Linked DNA regions of Homo sapiens: region 2 is linked to region 1. Evidence: read pairs that join two places in POLR2A ChIA-PET (ENCODE). Cell type or tissue: A673. All regions are shown on one strand. Links, peaks and the distances in the headings refer to the core of each region. The heading gives the core; the rest is flanking DNA.

What was found. ChIA-PET counts read pairs that join two places held together with the same protein. Peaks named below come from ENCODE experiments on the same cell type or tissue, not always from the same donor. Only the 100,000 strongest peaks of a DNase experiment are listed, where the experiment ranks them.
Region 2: POLR2A ChIA-PET joins it to region 1 with 5 read pairs; 1 of 35 experiments calls an interaction of 5 or more read pairs at or near these places.

What each region holds. Positions count from the first base shown.
Region 1 is chr1:114,021,073-114,025,465 of GRCh38, forward strand. No RefSeq gene overlaps it. Among named protein-coding and RNA genes, the nearest start is that of OLFML3, 44 kb to the left of the region's middle. In A673, for the core only: no CTCF peak of the experiment used is centred there; DNase peaks (open chromatin) are centred at 2,459 and 3,159; H3K27ac peaks cover 682 bases.
Region 2 is chr1:115,084,550-115,088,942 of GRCh38, forward strand. The region is part of intron 1 of TSPAN2 (tetraspanin 2); the gene reads right to left. Among named protein-coding and RNA genes, the nearest start is that of TSPAN2, 2.8 kb to the right of the region's middle. In A673, for the core only: no CTCF peak of the experiment used is centred there; no DNase peak of the experiment used is centred there; H3K4me3 peaks cover 41 bases.

The sequences.
Region 1 (4,393 bases), core at 95-4,094:
TCCCACATGTTGTGGGAGGGACCCAGTGGGAGATAATTCAAATCATGACGGCAGTTTCCCCCATACTGTTCTCATGGTAGTGAATAAGTCTCATGAGATCTGATGGGTTTATCAGGGGTTTCCACTTTTGCATCTTCCTCATTTTCCCTTGCTGCTGCCATGTTAGAAGTGCCTTTGACCTCCCACCATGGTTCTGAGGCCTCCCCAGCCATGTGGAACTGTAAGTCCAATTAAACCTCTTTGTCTTCCCAGTCTCGGGTATGTCTTTATCAGCAGTGTAAACATGGACTAATACAGCCAGCAAAAAAGACTATTGAGGGAAATGGAGAAATCATTTTTTTAGGGGGGGGACAGAGTCTCACTCTGTCACCCAGGCTGGAGTGCAGTGGTGTGATCTCAGCTCACTGCAACCTCCGCCTCCTAAGTTCAAGCAATTCTCATGCCTCAGCCTCCTGAGTAGCTGGGATTACAGGCATGTGCCGCCACACCCGGCTAATTTTTTTGTATTTGTAGTAGAGATGGGGTTTTGCCATGTTGGCCAGGCTGGTCTTGAACTCCTGGCCTCATATGATCCACCCGCCTCAGCTTTCCAAAGTGCTGGGACTGTGGCAGGCCATTTCTCCCTGACAATCACACAGACAGGCCTGCATGACAGACAGCCACACAGACAGGCCTGCATAGCACTCCAATTACACAGACAAATTTCCACAGAGCTGCCTTAATGTTGAGCAAACAGTTAAACCTAGGGAAATCGATATCCAGACATCAAAGCTAGAAATGAAACATATGGTCAGCAGGAGCCTTGCATGGGCTTCTCCCTTGTTGGAGCAAATCAAAATAATAGAGACAGCCTTACATTCCTAGTGCCAGGACCTGTCTCAGTTCGACGAAATCTGAGACGAGTCAAGGTAACAGAGGCAGCTGTTTGAATAGATCCATTGGAGAGTCTGAGGCAGCTCTCCAGACCAAGCTGTAAAGGAGATAAGACAGAAATAATCACTCTGGTACCACAGTAGACAGGCCTTTAAGGTACTAGGGCCCTCACAGCTTAATCGGACTTAGCAAGCATTTTTCTGCGTCTGACCTTCTAGTTGAAACGAAATTAGTTACCAATAGACTTAGGTGAATGGTGTACTACACGTAGGCACATAACCCCAACCTATATAAGCACTAAGAAAATTGTAACACTTTGAGTTGGTCTGGTGGAATTATCTCCGACCTTCTCTCTGTATCCGGTTACAGCAATAAAGTCCTAGTTTGTCTGCTTCTTGTTATTGGGCCATGAGAAAATGCAGCCAGACCCAGCTTGGTTCTGGGAATGGGATTACAGGTGTGAGCCTCCGTGCACGGTCGATAAAACAATTTTAAGAAATACAAATCCACATTCACTTATTACAAATAGATTCAATGCATCTGAGAATAGCATCAAATATGGACTTAATTTAAAAATATATATAGTTCTTAGTTTTCTTCTTTGTCCCCTGCGACAGAAAAACTCAAGATACCAAGCAGTTTGACTGGAGTGGTAGGACATGCAGAATGACTGGGAAGGGGCTCCAAATGTGTGCTCTATTCTGGAAGTAATTAAAAATCCAGGAAGTACTTACATATATGAGCTCAGCTGGACAGTTAGGCCCCAAGTTTGGGGGAGGTCAATTCATGCGGAGGATGTGGAGGATGACCTTGTCTTGCTTCACAGAGATACCCTCTAGAGAAAAAATGGAAAACAAATGTCTGAGTCTCATCTATGTGCACTGTGTGATGGATTTCTGAATGTGAAATACTGGGACCACCCAGAAAATTTTATATTTGAGAAGATCAGAAATTCTAGAAGAAAGAATTCTCTGGTCATCCGGCCAGTAAGCATTCGATGAACACTTGTTTGGGCCACAACACTGAACTAGGAGCAGCAAAAGACATGAGAGACACCAAAAGCATGGACCCCAGGGTGAGAACCTTTATGTTTCACTCATGCAGCCTTTATGAAGCACCTGTTATGTGTCAGACACTATTCTGGGCATTGGAATGAAGCAGTAAACCAGGATAGAGGAGGCCCCTGCTCCCATGAAGTTTCAATCCTAATGGAGATGATATAGGAGTTAAAAATGAATTATTTAGGCAGATAGTGAAGGTAAGGAAGTCCTCAGTAAGGTTTTCCTTTTAATGAAAAGCAGCCCCCAAATCATTTTCTTTTCTAACAAAGAGCAGCCTGTAAAATTGAGCTGCAGACATAGAAAGGCCGACTAGAAGCTTGCACAGGTGAGTGCCGGCAGTTATGCCAACAGGCTACCTGGGGCTAGGCATGTCTAACATGGCGGCTCCATCTTCCCTTTTCCTTTCCAGCCATGTGTGCAGTAGGGAGCAGACAACATGGCACTGGCCAAGTGGAAAGCCCATTTGCATAATAAGATTAGAGTGGGGTGGCCAGTGTCCCCTCCTGCTATGTAAACCTCACACTTGGTCCAACCAATCTGTGGGCCATATGTAAATCAGACACCGTCTCCTCAAGCCTGTCTATAAAATCCGGTGCACTCCAGTGCACTCTGCTGCAGGCCGGAAGTCCCATTTGGGCACCCCTTACTCTCCTGCAAGAGAAAGAGCTGTTCTCCTTTCTTTCTTTTGCCTATTAAGCCTCTGCTCCTAAATCCACTTCTTGTGTCTGCATCCTCAACTCCCTTGGTGTGAGATGACGAACCCCGGGTATTTACAATGATGCCACTTCAGAGAGAGATGAAAAACAAGCAAAAAAAAAAAAAAAAAAAAAAGCTAATTAAAACATATGTAGGCTAATTTTCAGAGAATGAAGGAAATGAAGGAGAGTAATGAGATAGAGTGGGGCTAGGAACTGGGGTTGTTTTAAATCTGGGGATCAGGGAAGGGCCCTGAGACCTGAATAATGAGAAGAGGCCACCAGGTGAAGCTCTAGGGGGAACGTATTTTAGTACAGACGCCCTGAGGAATGTTTGAGGATCACAGAGAGGGAGGCAGCAGTATGGTTAGAGAGTGAGAATGAGGTGAGGGAGGAGGGCAAGGGCCAGACCATCTTAGCCTGTGGACCAGGGAAGAAGTTGGTTTCATTCAAAGCCTAACAACAAGCCTCTGCAGGGTTTTAAGCAGGAGAGTAATATGAGCTGATTGAAACAGCAAAAGCCCACGCCAGCTGCTTTGTGAGGAATGGAGCCGCAGTGGAAGCTACCAGCAGGGAGGCTGGTTAGGATTGCAGTCTAAACCAAAAGTAGAATTCTAAGGCCCCACTGACCATCTGAACAGATCCTCCTCTTGGCCAAGTGCATTCCAAAGTTAGCCTACATACAGGCTCACTCCTCTAATCCCGTTCCCGGAACCAAGCCGGGTCTGGCTGCGTTTTCTCATGGCCCAATAACAAAAAGCAGATAAACTAGGAATTATTGCTGTAACTGGATACAGAGAGAAGGTCGGAGATAATTCCACCAGACCAACTCAAAATGTTACAATTTTCTTAATGCTTATATAGGTAGGGGTTATATGCCTACGTGTAGTATGGCAAAATTAGCCTACATATATTTTAATTAGCTTTTTTTTTTTTTTTTTTTTTTTGCTTATTTTTCATCTCTCTCTGAAGTGGCATCATTATCTGGGGTAAATACCCAGGGTTCGGGGCCGGGCGCGGTGGCTCACGCCTGTAATCCCAGCACTTTGGGAGGCCGAGGCGGGCGGATCACGAGGTCAGGAGATCGAGACCATCCCGGCTAAAACGGTGAAACCCCGTCTCTACTAAAAATACAAAAAATTAGCCGGGCGTAGTGGCGGGCGCCTGTAGTCCCAGCTACTTGGGAGGCTGAGGCAGGAGAATGGCGTGACCCGGGAGGCGGAGCTTGCAGTGAGCCGAGATCCCGCCACTGCACTCCAGCCTGGGCGACAGAGCGAGACTCCGTCTCAAAAAAAAAAAAAAAAAATACCCAGGGTTCGTTGTCTCACACCAAGGGAGTTGAGGACGCAGACACAAGAAGCTGATTTAGGAGCAGAGGCTTAATAGGCAAAACAAAGAAAGGAGAACAGCTCTCTCTCTTGCAGGAGAGTGAGGGGTGCCCAAATGGGATCCCATGACGGGGGAGGGGGTCAGACATGCTTCATTATACCCTCCTCTCTTTTGGAATTCAGGAAAAGCTGATCAGCATTAACATCAACACAGACCTTAAGTCTGATAAGAAACATTTACAATCTATTCTCTCTGAAGCCTGCTACCTGGAGGTTTCATCTGCATAATAAAACTTTGGTTTCCACAACCCCTTATCATCATAACCCAGACATTCCTTTCTATTGATTCCAGGTCTTTAAATAATAACTTAACTCTTTCAACCGAATGCCAATCAGAAAATTTCTAAATCTACCTATAACCTGGAGGCCCCATCCT
Region 2 (4,393 bases), core at 325-4,324, 1.1 Mb after region 1:
ACTAGGGGACACTGGCCCCTGGTACTCTCTTTCCACCTTGACAAAAATCAGAAATGAAGATTCTCCTCCAGCGAGGCTGAGAACATTCCTATCTGCCTTATGGGCTGGTCTCCAAAGAATACTTTCTTTAGGTATTTTTTCCTAAACCAATGTCTCTGACAGGTGATTGCTCTGAAGTTACTGTTTGAAATAAGTTTGGGAAAGAGTGGAAGGTGACCTCTATGAGATTCATGTGAGTCAAACTTCTTTGACTCCCAAGCCTGCAAGACACTGTCTTTCTTAAATGTACCTGTTAGGCATCCCCAAGTGAAAACCCAAAGCTGTATTAATAATGGTGAGAAGGAAAGGAGGGCAACTTCAGACTTGCCATATATGGAATCTGCTTTTCAACAATGAACAGCTCTGCTTCCTGTGGGTCAGTAACGCTGAGCAGCTAGTGCAGCACAATGATAGGAAAACACTGACCATACAACAATAAACCAAGGAATAAACAGCGCCCAGGTTTTCCTTTAAGCCAACATATGCGGCTTGGTGGGGGTGTAGTGTTTTATTTATATTGCTATGCAACGTAGGAAAAAAAAAGGTGATTTCAATGAAAGGCACAGGAATATGCTGTGCTATCTGATCGCAGGTCTGAATTTAGACATGACAGATGTTGGGAGGGGTTTCACATTTGACATCAACCACGATAAGAGAAATTAATGTAGTGGGGTTAATGGCTAGGCTTTATTTTGTTTTTAAAAATTCAGTGGTGAGTACAGTCAGCGGCCCTGGGCCAGGGAATACTGTGCTGGCTCTGGCAGGGCCTGGTTGTATGTTTATGAAACCAGGAGCACAGCCTAGGGAAACTTAAAGCAAGCTGCCAGAGGAGGCTGCAAATTGATCTGTTAAATCGCAGATCACCAAACAGAACCTGTCCCACCTCTATGCTTACTTCTGGCGAGGTTCTGATTGGAAGGAAGTGCTGTCACCCAAGGAACCCCGTAACTCCGAGGGGCAGGCACATGAGCTTCTAAGGGTGTGTGTAAATTTATACTTCAGTCACAGCTAAAGTCTGGCCTTCTAGGAAAACTATCCCCCACCCCTTTCCCAAACTTCCCACGAAGCCCTCCAACCACAAAAAAACAACTTTAGAAACTTGAGTGGGGCTTTTCTGGAATCAGGTTCCCTCAGTTACAGTGAAGGCAGATATCTAGATACTTTATCCCACACTTTCCCTTAAGTCATGAGGTGCCTGTTTCAGTTGCCTCTTCGCTCTAGTTGCTGCCTCCACCCCCACCCCCCATGAAACTGGGGGAGAGGAAGGTCCTTCATGTCCTACTGCATGCCTTCTATATGCTAGGCACTATTCTAGCACTGGGGATACAGCTATGAGCAAAACAGAAAAAACAAAATTCCTGCTCTCAGAGTGTTTTAAGTTCTAGTGGGGAAAATCCACAAGTACAAATTGACAAGATAAGGTGTAGTTATCCTCAAATGAAGACAAATGGCAAGTCACTTGGCAAACTTATATACTATTCCCCACCAAGAAAGGAATCAGGAGAAAGAGAGCTAACATTTATTGAATGCTTCCTATGTGCCGATAACAAAAATAATAATTAATATTTTTGAGCATTTACTATGTCCTAGGCTCATAGGAAGTTGAGGTCACATACTTTATATATTCCCTCTTAATCCTCTCAATATTTCTGTTACTCCAATAGCACAGATGAGAAAACAAGCCTAGAAGTAACAATAACTTGCTCAAGTACACCCTGTTTGTGCAGGCACGCCCTGCTTGGGATCTCTGCACTCCAGCCTGATGGCTTCGACAGTCAGATGGTGGCGCACACTCCCCCTTGCTCTGCTCCTCTGCTGGTGGATGGTGCGTCACCCCCTCGCTTTGCCCAGCTCCATTCTACCAGTCCTTCCAGGTTTAGCTCGAATAGCTCCTTCTTAAGGAGAACTTTTCTGGCTCCTCATCATGACTGTGATCCTTTCTCTAAACTCCTTACTTAGATCACATATAGAGAAGGTCGGATCTAACCTCACTGGTTAACACATTCAAGCACTTAAAACTGCACTGCTCCTACTTCCTTTCCTTACTGTGCTTACGGTCAACAGTGTGAAACTTGTCACTTGATTCCACACTGTCTTATTTTTGTGTTGTTCCATATCCACTGGTCTCGTTTCCTCAATGAGATGAGCAGCTTAGGGAACTGTGTTTATATTTATAAATTATTATTTGTTTAATCATTGTTTAACAGAATGGGTCTCAAATTTGAGCATGGATCAGAATTATGTGAATGGCTTGTTAAATTAGATTGCTGGATCCTACCCCCAGAGTTTCTGATTCAGCAAGTCTGGGATGAGCTGAGAATTTTGTTTGTTTGTTTGTTTGTTTTTGAGATGGAGTTTCGCTCTTGTTGCCCAGGCTGGAGTGCAATGTGGCACCATCTCAGCTCACTGCAACCTCTGCCTCCCGGGTTCAAGAGATTCTTCTGCTTCAGCCTCCCAAGTAGCTGGGATTACAGGCACCCACCACCATGCCCGGCTAATTTTTGTACTTTAGTAGAGATGAGGTTTCATCATGTTGGCCAGGCTGGTCTCGAACTCCTGACCTCAGGTGATCCGCCTGCCTTGGCCTCCTAAAGTGCTGGGATTACAGGCATGAGCCACTGTGCCCGGCCTGAGAATTTGTATTTCTGACAAATTCCCAGGATATGCTGATGCTGCTGGCCCAGGAACCACTTTTGAGAACCACTGGTTAATTGAATGTACCACAGTGCTTAAGAGAAGGTAGGCGGCCAGGCGCGGTGGCTCACGCCTGTAATCTCAGCACTTTGGGAGGCTGAGGCAGGCAGATCATGAGGTCAGAAGATGGAGACCATCCTGGCTAACACGGTAAAATCCCGTCTGTACTAAAAATACAAAAAAACTAGCCAGACGTGGCGGAGGGTGCTTGTAGTCCCAGCTATTTGGGCGGCTGAGGCAGGAGAATGGCGTGCATCTGGGAGGTGGAGCTTGCAGTGAGTGGAGATCGGGCCACTGCACTCCAGCCTGGGCTACAGAGTGAGACTCCGTCTCAAAAAAAAAAAAAAAAAAAGAGAAGGTAGGCTGAGTTTGAATACCATCCCTGCCACTCACTAGCTGTGTGATCTTAGGTGACTTAACCAATTTGAGCCTGTTTCCTCATCTGTAAAAAATGGGGATAATAATAGTATATGTATATCAGGACTCTTGTGAGGATTATGTGTAATAATGAAAGTAATATGCTTAGCACTGTCCCTGACACATTGAAAACATTCAATGAATCCTTCCAGCTATCACTGGAAAGGCTGGTACAATATCAGCCACTAAATAAGCACTGAACCCAGCTTAAGAATTCCTCCTCAGGCTTAAAACTTCATAAGGCTTTGAATTCATAAGCAGTGAGAATGAAGGTTGTCACTGTGGCGTGACATCTATAATTAACAGCTTCTGAAATTAAGCCAGATTCCTAAAAAATACAACATAAAGGGTCTTCAGAAACGCCTCTCCCTATAGTATGCTTGATGTAAATCCCCACGTGTACAAAGGCCATGTGTCTCTTTAAAGTTCAGGGGATGTCGAGGAGGTACCTCCTTCACACCTTCCACTGCTGAAGGATACTGAAGAGCTTGGAGTTGCTGAAGTCACCCAGGCATCTGGGCTAATGGATTGACAGACAAAAGAGGAGCCCATCATTCAATAATTAATTAGTTGCAATCATGGGAAGACAACGTCCCCCAGAGCAGATAGGACAGCCACCTCCTCCAACCTGGTAGTTTCAAAGCACCCAGGCCCTGGCTGCTCTCAAACCTCTTTATCCAATGTTTCCCCTCAGGGTCTAGCTGAGCAGTTACACTGGCTGACATTCTCTTAAGAAAGCCCAAGAGGAAATGTGCAGAAAAGACAATTTTCAGACCTTGTCTCACAGTCCTGCAGGCCCTGGGACAGGGTATCCAGGGATGTAGGTCTGGTCTAGCTGTATCCCTGTCTCGATAATATAGGAGACAAGGGTCAAGATCCTATCTCTCTGTGAACCATGAATCCTGGGAACGCTGTCAGTTCAATCAAACCCTGCAAAGTTGAATGAGATCATCTCTGGGAGAATTAGTATTTAGCAGAGGCTGCGGCTGGGGGTTGTGGAGAGCTGCTGCTGCCCTTTAGAAGCCCTTCCATTCCCCATCCCCTTCTCAGAAGAGAACCCACCACCTCCTCTCACCCAGGGGTACTCTTACCCTGATGCCCAGAAAAAGGACGACGCCCCCCCACCACAATTTTCACTCCTATCTCCAATTTCCTAAACAAAACCATCACAGCCAGGTACAGTGTCCACACACTCGAATGGAGCACCACCCCAGGCAGCCCCAGGGCAGGGGTTTCTCTCCCA